2 separate regions of the Homo sapiens genome follow, and region 2 is linked to region 1. A link is a contact called in ENCODE Hi-C data. All regions are on one chromosome and are shown on one strand. Each heading gives the region's core, a stretch centred on a gene start or an enhancer-like site at or near the end of the contact. The rest is flanking DNA. Distances are from core to core; before and after follow the strand shown. Region 1 holds the start of MRPL3 (mitochondrial ribosomal protein L3). Region 2 overlaps LOC107986025 (a long non-coding RNA gene).

Region 1 (5,004 bases), core at 1-2,500:
AAAAGAAAAAATAAATAAAACCAAACCACAATTTAAAAACTTCCTCCACTTAATATAGAAAAGGGAAGTCACAAATTGGAAAGTGTAGTCAGGGCCTTGGGAAAGGGCTTGGATTCTGTATACCTTTTTTTCAGGTCTCCAACCTTTTCCTCACTCCCCACATTCCTTCGGATAAGGCTCACATTTAAACTGTTAGTCGTTACCCTGGAGAAAAAAATTCATCTTCTCCTCGCAGATAAACATATTCCCCAAAAAACAGTCCTACCTATAGACATGAAAAGCCACTAACCCATTTGGAAGTGTACCTTAATAGTTTTACATTCAGTGGAGGTGGCAGAAGGTGGCATGTTGATCTTTGTCTAACAAGCTCACCTCCTCCCTGCAATGACATGGCCTAGGTTCAGAGAAGTGAAGAAACTGGGTGTGCAAAGTTAAAAGATCCACAAAAGGCATGACCTCTGAACAGGTGAACATACCAAGAAAGACCTTAGTGGGCGGAGGTCAGGAAGAAGGGGTGTAATTCTTGCATGGAGGGTCAGAACAGAAGTAAAGCTTTCTGCAGTCTACTCTCCTTTTGTAGTCAGATAAATTCAGGCTAGATTCCTAATTTTCCACTTATTAGTTGAGTGACTTTGGGCAAATTAACTCACCTCCCTAACCTTCAGTTTTATCTGTAAACCTTATGATAGCAGTTTGCTCCCGTGAGGCTACATAAGGCACCTAATACACTTAGCAGAGCGCTTAGTACCTGGCAAACGCTCACTAATTGTAAGATATGATTGCTGTTAATAGCGTTCGCTGCTAGTGGCTGGCTCATAAGCGTTTTTTAAAAATCACCACTTCAATCCCCTTAGAACGTGCTTCCTTAGGTTAACGGCCCTTATTCTTCTGTGTCCCACGTCTCAACAGAGCCCCTTCCTCCTCCACCCAGGGGAGGCCCAACTGCACCAGGCCATTCCACTGCTTCAGGACGCAACTGTGCAGGTAGGACACCCTCACACCTTCCTACCTGTTCCCCGGGCCCAGGGCAGCACCCAGGCCGTCCCCGAGTCGACCCAGCACCTGGGCGCCGACCTGCGTCAGCAGCCTCCAACCCGGCATGGATTAGCCCGGGAAGACTCGACTCACGACTTCCGGGCGCCCTGCCGCTCTGCTTTCAGGGAGTCCCCACGCCACCGCCACGTGGACGCAGTAGCCGTGGGGAAGTTTTCGCAATGGCCGCCGGAACGGTCGCCGGCCGATGCTCTCTGCGACGGAAAGAAAGCCGCCGGACCCACTTCCGGTGCGTTTTACAATGAACTCCGGGCACTCGAGTCGCTCCCCGGAAACTATAGTTCTGCTTCCACCGTTGTCCTACTTTGGATGTGAGTTGGAGTAGGTAGGGGTGGGAAGGGACTGACTCGCCTCTCCAGGGGTAAAATAAAAGGGATGTTCAGAGTTTAAACTTTAGAAGAATAAGGACAGACTTCCTGAGGACGCTAAGGAAAATGAAGACACTTCTAAATAGTGCCCGTTGTGAGGCAATGCATTATGCTAAGCAGCGCTTCATAATCCTATATTTGTTAATCATAAAAAACGGTCCTGAAAGGAAGTATTTATTTTTCTATTATAAATGAGGAAACTGACTCAGAATTTAGGTGCTGGTCCAAAACAACACATCTGGCAGAGGAGCAGAGTTGGCACTGAAACAGGGTTGGCATGTGTTATCAATAGACTACACCCATAGAAATGATGTATGCCTTCTAGGGCTGGATCATAAAACATATTGTTACTTCAGTTTTTGTCTCTTGGATTGCTCCCTGTGGAGAAAGCTAGCCTTCATTTCCTGCAGACACTCAAACAGCTCTGCAGGGAGGAACATATAAAGAGGAATCAACTAGCCAGTCATGACTGAGCCACCTAGGAAGTGGATCCACCAGTCCTCGGCTGCAACTCATGGAGACGTTAAGCCTGAATCTCCCAGCCAGGCCGCTCATGAATTACTGACTAGGAGAAATTGCCAGAGAAAATAAATGATTACCGTTTTTTTGAGTCATTAAGCTTTAGGGTAATTTGTTATGCAATAATAGATAGCTAATACACCTGCACAAAAAATCCCCTGTCTTGGGTTCCAGATCTAGCCTAATAACCATGTATGTGACTAGGACATTTATTCTTCTACTAATTCCCTTATTTGTCAGATTACTGTTTGTAGAAATTTGGAAATAAGAACTTTAAAGTGTAGCTATTTCAACCTTCTCTTTTTACTAGAGATCTGGCTATCTTGGTTTAACAGGTCCAGACAATGGTCAATTCCTGGCCATTACTTGGACTTTAGTGGGCTAAAAAATCTTTGCTTTGCTTGTCCATTCATTCCACTCATTGCTGTTGCAGTTACCTTAGACACTTTTCAATAATACTTTGGACCTTGAAGGAAAAACTACATCTCTTCATTCTAGCCATGCTGCCTGGCTTCCCAGATACTTAAGGATGGCTCTTCATTGAACAAACATGTTTTGAGGTGTGCTACATGCAAGAAGTTGAGAATAAGAAGATTTCTGTACTACTGCCAATAACTAACATTTCTTATCCATATAGTGTGCTAGAGTATGTGCTCAGCATTGTGGAAGCCCATAAGCCAAGGCTACTAGAAGAAAACGTGAACTCATACAAAGTCAAGTTTAATTAGCTTGATGCAGCAAAAGACAGCATATGTCTGAGGATGTTTCCAAAAGAGTGACCTGGGAGGGGCTTGAAATGAAATTTGGACTTAAGGCTGAGTGATTTTAAAGTGGCATCAGAGAAGCAGGAACTTGTTTTAGAATGGGTGCTGTCAAGAAGAAAGGACAGTTCAGCAATTGGATATCTTGATAGTCTTTGTTCTAGAGACAGGAAGAACAGAGAGGAAGTGGGCATGATGTTCATAAGAAAGCAGGAATCACTCAGAATAAGGAACTGTTAGTCATTTTGCTGCAGTGGTGTGGCCTACAGTACGGTCTGTAAGAAATATTGTAATGATGGGCTGGGCGTGGTGGCTCAGCACTTTGGGATGCCAAGGCGGGTGGATCACGAGGTCAGGAGATTGAGACCATCCTGGCTGACATGGTGAAACCCCTTCTCTACTAAAAATACAAAAAAAAATTAGCCGGGCGTAGTGGCGGGTGCCTGTAGTCCCAGCTACTCAGGAGGCTGAGGCAGGAGAATGGTGTGAACCTGGGAGGCGCAGCTTGCAGTGAGCGAGATTGAGCCACTGCACTCCAGCCTGGGTGACAGAGCAAGACTCCGTCTCAAAAAAAAAAAAAAGAAATATTGTATTGATGTTCTGCTATAAACACTGCAGTCCAGTTACTAATAGTATTCATTTTTACTCTCTCAGTGTATTTTCTCACTTGATTGTTATGACAATCTGCTGTGACAATAGTATAATTATCTGGATCTTACAGTTAAGAAAATAGGCATACAGAGATTACATAACTTAAATAAAATCACCCAGCTATTAACTGGTAGAGCCAAAGACTGTGACCATAGATAGAGCTTATGCTTTTAGACATTTTGTTTCTTTGGCTCTCTATGACAAATATGTCACTACTCTTGCCTTGGAATTTCTTTAAGGCTAAAGAGGAAAATCGGTAAGTAATCACACGCAGTGGTCAGTGAGGATTGAAGAGGTAGCCATTTGGTCTAACCTTTTCCCATAGTACCAAATATCTCCTAGTCCATAAGGAGGACCTTGACAGCAGGCACCACCGCTGAACTGAATCAAAGTAAAACATGGTTTGTCTGCTGTCGTAAAAAATGTGTCTCCTGATTGCCAGCCAGGGCTGAGTGGTGTCATACTTGATTTAGTCACTGTAATATGCTGCTGACAGCTACTAGGCCCAGTTGTCAAGGGACCCAGCCTAGGCTTTTCTAGGGCAGTCAGGCACTGACCTAGAGCTTCCTGTTATTTCTGATGTCATCCTTCAGACACTGCCTTAGACCCTGAAACTGTAATGCCATTTTGCCTCTCTAAGATTTCAATTCCTTATTGGAACGAAGATAACTTGCACTTTCTCTTTTTAGTGGTACAGTTCTATAACTCTTACTCCGCTAATTCAGACCAACAGATGATCTCATAAACCTTCTCTTATTAAATAAAACATTAGGAATAGATTCATTTTTGAATTACTAAAGCCATGTTCAATACAAGAGAATCATCATAGAAGGAGCAGATTTCAAAGCAAGAGTTCACTGGAAATAATCTTTTATATGTGTTCCTGCCATTAGGCTCTACCATTAGCTCTTATAATGTTTGTGATATATCCTGTATAGTTGGATTATTGCAAGATGGTAAATTTTGTGTTGGGTAATTTCCACTTTAGTATTCATTTATGCTGTCTCTTAGTTTATAACATACCTTATATTTGAAATTAGAAATCTTTTAAACAATGAGTTTGGATTTACTAAGTTATCCTTTTTTTTCTCCATTTTTCTCAAGTTGTGAGAATCTAGCATATTTTAAAATCAGTAAAGATGTTATGAAAGTGAGTCAAGCATTCAATGGGGATATAGATAAAATAAACTTTAAGAGATTTTTGAACTTTAAGATTTCATTGCTGGCTGAAATAGAAAATTTGAAAGGCTGTATTGCAAAATCCACAGATACTCATTCAGTAAGAGAATGAATTCTGCTTCAATGTCCTTCAGTAAGGCCAAATCACAATTTGTAACTTTAATATATTGCTTTTAAAACATAATTTTTATTTGTAAATTCCCAAGTAAGCCCACAGACTTTAGGGTTCCAAGAGATGATCAGAATTAAAATTCATTTGGCTTGAAGAAAGCCTTAAAAAAATAGAAAAAAGCAGTATGGCCATGTAGTAATCTGGGTTTAAGGTTTCAAAACTTAATGTAATTATACCAATGTCCATTTTTTAAAGTTCTTTGATTACTTAGAAAAAATATTAGCAACAGACAATGTAGCATCACATGCCAGGGAACCAATGCTTTTCAAAAGGACATCTCTTCCTCCCTGGTCTTCCTCCC
Region 2 (5,655 bases), core at 423-2,922, 100 kb before region 1:
TCAACAATGAGTTCTGACTGGAACAAAGAATAAGGACTCACTCCCAGTGAGGATGGCATCAGACAGCCATTCATAAGGGGTCCATCCCCATGACCCAAACACCTCCCACCAGGCTCCACCTCCAACACTGGGAATCAAATTTCAACATGAGACTTGTGGGGTCAAATAAACTACACCCACGTTGTAGCAATATGGGAAGCCCAGAGTACTGTAGGTGCGCATAGGAGGGATTCCACTCAGTCATGGGGGTGGGAGAGATGGTCAGTGAGAGCTTCATGAAAAGGATATCTAAGCAGAATCCTAAAGCAATTATCCAGGTAAATGTGTATATGTATGTGTAGGGGTGGAATATGGGAAAAATGCTAACAAGCAACAGAATGCAAATGCTTGGAGGCAGACCCAAGAATCGAAAGAAATTGAGATGTCTGGGTCTCCTATTTGAGAGTTTGGGTATGGAAAGGATGTATTGAGTAGGGACCAGATCATGCAAGCTTTCCAAGCCACATTCTAAAGACTGAATTTTATCCTAAGATAATTGGGAAACCATTGAAGAGTGTTAAATAGGGTGATATTGTTAGATTTGCATTTTATTTTGTGAGTAAGTGGTTAGTTTTCTTTTTAACAGCTTCATTGTGGTATACTTTGCATAAAATAAACTGCACATATTTAAAGTGTACAATTTGATAAATGTTCACATATGTATATACCTCTGAAACATTCTTTTCCTGCTTCAGATTGCTAATACATTCTCACTTTAAGTTATATTTGTTGTTTATTTAAGCTCTTGCTCTATAAGTTCCAGTCAACGTTTGTTGTCTTTAGGAGACAGTTATATTACCCTGGGAAATCATGTTTCTGTTTTAATCTACCCTGCCTGGTAATGTGTTTTAAGCAGGAGCTGAATCCCTCCATGTGAGTTTAAGAACAGAGAAGGAATAAACCCCAGAGCTGGATGCTCCAGATACCACAGAATTCGATAGGCTACTATTTTTGGTACCACTCTGCCGGGCAACTCCTGTGGGCAATAGTCACCTAGATTAAAATCTGCCATCCCAGGGAGTTTGATGTGGAAGAGGTGGATGAGTGGATGTTAAATATCAGCTGGCCAGTCCTGTTTTCATCAACCCTCATCCCAACAGGGTTTTTGCAGTACATTTATGCACCCTGACAACACTAGCAGCCTGCGTTGATGCTGCCAGTTTCAATTGCAAAGGGACCAGCAAGGATTCATTTAAAGCCAGGCAGTGAAGAGGAAAAGGCAGAACCCAAAGGCTTTCCTCCACTATCCCCTCTGCCTGCTGCACATGCCCAGCTGTCTGCCCCAGCCTGCCACCGCTCATTCCTCACACTCCTACGCTAGACAGCCTTCTGTCTCTCCAGGGCATTCTCACCCTTTTGGGTGTCACTGATAATTTCCTCAGAGCTTTGATTGCATCTGCTTCTGGAGCTATCTGCAGTAAATTTAGGGGAAGGGAACCAGCAGCCCATTCTCGTATACCACCTTAACAGAAAGAGGAAGAGGCCTGAACATGTTCCTTATAGACACAATGCACCTCTGAGTCTACTTCCCCCATAAGAGTGGTAGGGAAGGCCGCCCACGGAGGCCTAGTCAAGAACCAGCACTTCTTACAGGAGAAGAAAAGATATTAAATGCTAGCCTTCCATTTTCCTCTCAAAGTAAACCTAAGTTAAATCTTTAAGGTAATGACTCAGAAACTCTGAAAAGCGTTTAATAATAGCTCTTGATGATTCATATGAATATTTTACTCTAAAGATGCTTATCTTGGAGGAATGTTGGTGTGAAACTTTCAATCCTAGGAAGTATGAGTACTTATTGTTTTGTGAAGTGATTATGATAATAGTAATTAATAACTGTGTTTCTCTATGCACTGCCAAAGAATTGGGCATTGCAAAAACACTCTAGAATAAAGTGATAAATAGATGGAGTAGCTAAAGACATTAATTAAGCTGCTTAAAATAAAGTACTGTTTCGTTCCTTTTTAACCCCAGTGTCTACAAACTTTACAAAAGAATCATTGAACTAATTGCTTGGGTAAATCCCAAGATTATAATTTGCAGAATTCTATTATTAGATAAAAATAAAACTCCAAGATTCTAAAATGCATTTGATATCAATGCTTAAGTTTGAGGCCAAACCTCTTCTAAATGATAGAGGGTTCTTCACCTGGCAATCTCGGCCTGGCCTGCTGCCAAGTGGCTGTGTGACCTAGGCCAAGTCACTTATCTCTCTGGGCCTCAGCTTCCTCATCCATTTCAGTTCACTGAAACAGACCTCTGGGCTAGTCCGCCATTCTCTTCACTGTCATGAAACCTATCCTTTCTGATATATTGCATGCTTTAGCAGACCCATCCCTGGAAAACTGTATGTAAAGACTGCTTTGGTATATCAAACTTAATTTTTCCCATGGGCTTAGGCCAGAGTTTTCTGAGGAGTGCCTCACACACTGGTGAACCACGAAAGTGACAGATGGCAGCATCATTGGTGCCCTCAGTTTTCAGGGTGGTTAGGCTGGAGTCCCCAGGACAACTCAGGATCTGAAGTAACCTCAGATACAAATACAATTTTTATGAGTGCTTGGATGTGAACATTTTTGGAAAGCCCTGTCTTCAGTTTATGAAGTAAGAGAAACACCCCCCACAGGAAGAGAAATTAAGAAGTCACAGAATGATACTTAAGATTTCAGCAAAACTTAAACAAACATGTGCAAACAAGCAGTACATTTAAATAAAAACTTTCAGATGAAATAGGGATAATCCTAAATATATGCTATAGTAATTCAGAAGAAAAGCCTATAAGAACCCTAGTAACTTTCATGGCAGATGTGGGAGAACTAGACAGGAGTTTTTCCCACTTATCTCTGAGTATGGCTGACATGAAAAAAGCTATCATGTTCCAAAAAACTTTTATAGAAACAAAGTCTACCTTTTTTTGTCCCTTTTATCACCTCATGGCACCTCTTTCTCTCCCTTTTAAAAATAGTCTGGTCCATTTCAGAGCACACAAGATGACTGGCTTTGGGTCTGGAGAGAGAAGGTCTTCTCTCAAATCCAATAACCAACAGTATAATACTGACAAGTTACTTTAAAGGAAGAAATAAAAATTCCTATAAAAATGTTTACCTTGTCCATTTCTAAATACAAATTTTGGGGTGACTTAAGATAAAAATAATAATTTTTTCAGCGTAATTATGGGATCTTCTTTTTCTTTGTTTCAAGTCATGCCAACCACAGAGATGATCTGAGAATGTGACATTTCACAGCATCAACATCCAGAGAGTTCATCTGATTCAACACTTTGATTTCAGATACAAAAACAAGGTTTCAGAGAGCTAGTTACCCCTAAAATGTATTTAATGAGTCCAGAATCCAGGTCTACTTAAAAATTTTACATTAGTTTCCCTTTCTCCCCAGCCTTTCCCTAGTTTAAATGGCATTTATTGTATATTTTAAAAATCTTTTGTTTTTGGCTGCCCAGCACATGAAGTTCATTTTTATTTGCAGGGAGCTCCCAACTTTTGGTCACCTTCCCAACAGAAGCTGAAAGTGTTAGAAGAGGGCTTGCTTACCTAGACTCCCTTGCAGCTAGGGCACAGACATGTGATCTATGCTCTGCCAATCTGATGCACCAGCAAAGACTTTTACTCTGGAATAGAAGGGAAGCAATTACTCTCAGACAACATTAGCACAGCGGCTTCCTCACCAGAACCAGTAATGAGATATCATTTGGGATCTGCCCTTTGGCCTTGAACTTGATCCTCCAGACACATCAACATTTTTGTGAGTCACAAGTATCTATTCAGTAAATTCTTTAGCCAGAATCTTCTATTCCTTGCAACTAAGACCCTTGACAAGTACAACCAATAATATTTCTATTTGTAAATCTTATCAAACACTTGCCATGTGCTAGGTATTGTTCTAAGCACTTACAAGTATACATTCATTTAATCCTCATGATAACTCCATGACATAGGTATCATGATTATGTCCGTTTTACTGGTGAGAAAACTGAGGCACAGTGAGGGAAATAATTTCAGATTAAGAAATGTTCTCAAAATTTTAAGCAATGACGAAGGAGGTCTAGGATTTGAACCAGGCTGTTTGGATCTAACTCTGAGCTCTTAATCACTACACATACTACTTCTCCCTAATTTTTTCTGATTACATAATTAGTAACTATAGAAATATTTAAACACTATAGAAGAGTAGAAGGAAGAAAATACAAATAAACCACACTCTATTGCTTATAGAAAACTATTGTCTACAATAGTTAAACTATTTAAGTTTAGCCAGTACAGTACAATTTACTTTCTTGGTCACACTAACCATATTCCAAGTGCTCAGCAGCTCAGGAGGCTCACGGCTACTGTTTTGGACAGTGCAGATGTAGCACATTTCTGTCATCTTAGAAAGTGTTAGTGGATGATGCTGGAGAGCCTGCTGGCATTCTCTCTTCATAGCCCTCTGTGGCTATGTACAGACACACACATAATTTTACATAAATGGTAAAAAGCTGTAGATAAAAGAAAATAAAGAAGAGCCCCACAATTAAAAACAGCTTTTAAAATATTTTTTCTCTTCCTTTGGCCTTTCCCCCTCTTCTCTCTAATAAACCAAGAGTGCATGACCCCTTCGATTCATAAAAGTTTTTCTCTAGGCTCTTACAACCATACAAAGTCACATATTCACATGCATAAGGCCTTGTTGTTGTTGATAAACACTTTTAGCCCACCTTCTTTTTTCACTTAATAAAACATTATGAAAATCATTCTAAGTTGGTCGGTACAAATCTAATTATCAGTGGCTGTGTGGAATTCCACGGTTCAGACATATGACAATATTTCCAATCTTCCCTTATTGATGTGCTTCTTTTCATTTTTTCTATCACAAGCAATGCCCAATAAACATTACTGGCCATAGATCCTTATAAACTAAAACTTCTATTTCTACAGGATTGATTCCCAGGAGTAGGATTGTTGGATTAAAAGGAATGCTTACATTTAATTTTAATAGCTATTGCCAAATTCTATCGAAGGGCTAGAATGATCTCCATGTCCTCCAGCAATGCATGAGTCTACTGTAATCTGCCCTCTCTTTTCCTCTTCTGTCTCCCCCTACTCCAGACACCCCCATCCTGGCCAGCACTGCATGCTATCACATCTTTTAATGACTCTCAGAATTATTAATGAATGTAACATCTGTGAACATTAGCATACCAAGGGTGGAACCGTGGGAGTAGCTGCCCAAGGTATAAACAATAAAACGTCACACTGTATGTAGAGGATACAAAAACAGTAATAAAACTGACTAAAAGTTGGTTTGCTTTTTATTATCACCAGACATTGGCCATGCTAAACAGTGTTATTGGTAACATATCCCTCCCCTCAAAAATCTTTCATTGGCCTAACTTCTAGGCAATTTCTGTGGTTACTGTTGAGTCTTAAGAATAGATAGAATACATATGTAAAGCTTCAAATCCCTGTTATGTACTTGGCCTCAAACATCCATGGACTCAGCTACACATGTTTGTTTCAAGAGTAAATTTATGAGGTTCTCAAAAATTCTCCCTAATTTCAGGTGTGGTTTACGTATGCAGCCATTGTGGTACCACACATTTTTGTGCTTAAACAGGAGATT

The links. Hi-C counts contacts between places; a loop is a spot of excess contacts on that map. Pooled maps may share reads with other maps.
Region 2: a map of endothelial cell of umbilical vein shows a loop between it and region 1 (8-fold over the local background). The contact joins the enhancer-like site here to the promoter of MRPL3 in region 1. A Hi-C loop is called at or near these places in 1 of 168 maps with a recorded cell type or tissue (endothelial cell of umbilical vein) and 1 of 50 pooled maps.

What each region holds. Positions count from the first base shown.
Region 1 is chr3:131,501,721-131,506,724 of GRCh38, forward strand. It overlaps MRPL3 (mitochondrial ribosomal protein L3), which reads right to left and starts at 1,251. Exons shown (of 10, transcript NM_007208.4): 1 at 1,010-1,251. The coding sequence starts at 1,101. It overlaps LOC105374114 (a long non-coding RNA gene), which reads left to right and starts at 879. Exons shown (of 3, transcript NR_189111.1): 1 at 879-984. RefSeq lists enhancers at 887-1,573, 1,080-1,149.
Region 2 is chr3:131,401,204-131,406,858 of GRCh38, forward strand. LOC107986025 (a long non-coding RNA gene) reads right to left here. Exons shown (of 3, transcript XR_001740496.3): 2 at 4,345-4,531; 3 at 570-3,664. Among named protein-coding and RNA genes, the nearest start is that of NUDT16, 22 kb to the left of the region's middle. Within about 2 kb of position 1,673, at least 6 of the 41 ENCODE cell types and tissues checked have a DNase peak (open chromatin) inside an H3K27ac peak, as active enhancers do; they include endothelial cell of umbilical vein, where a contact is called at or near this core.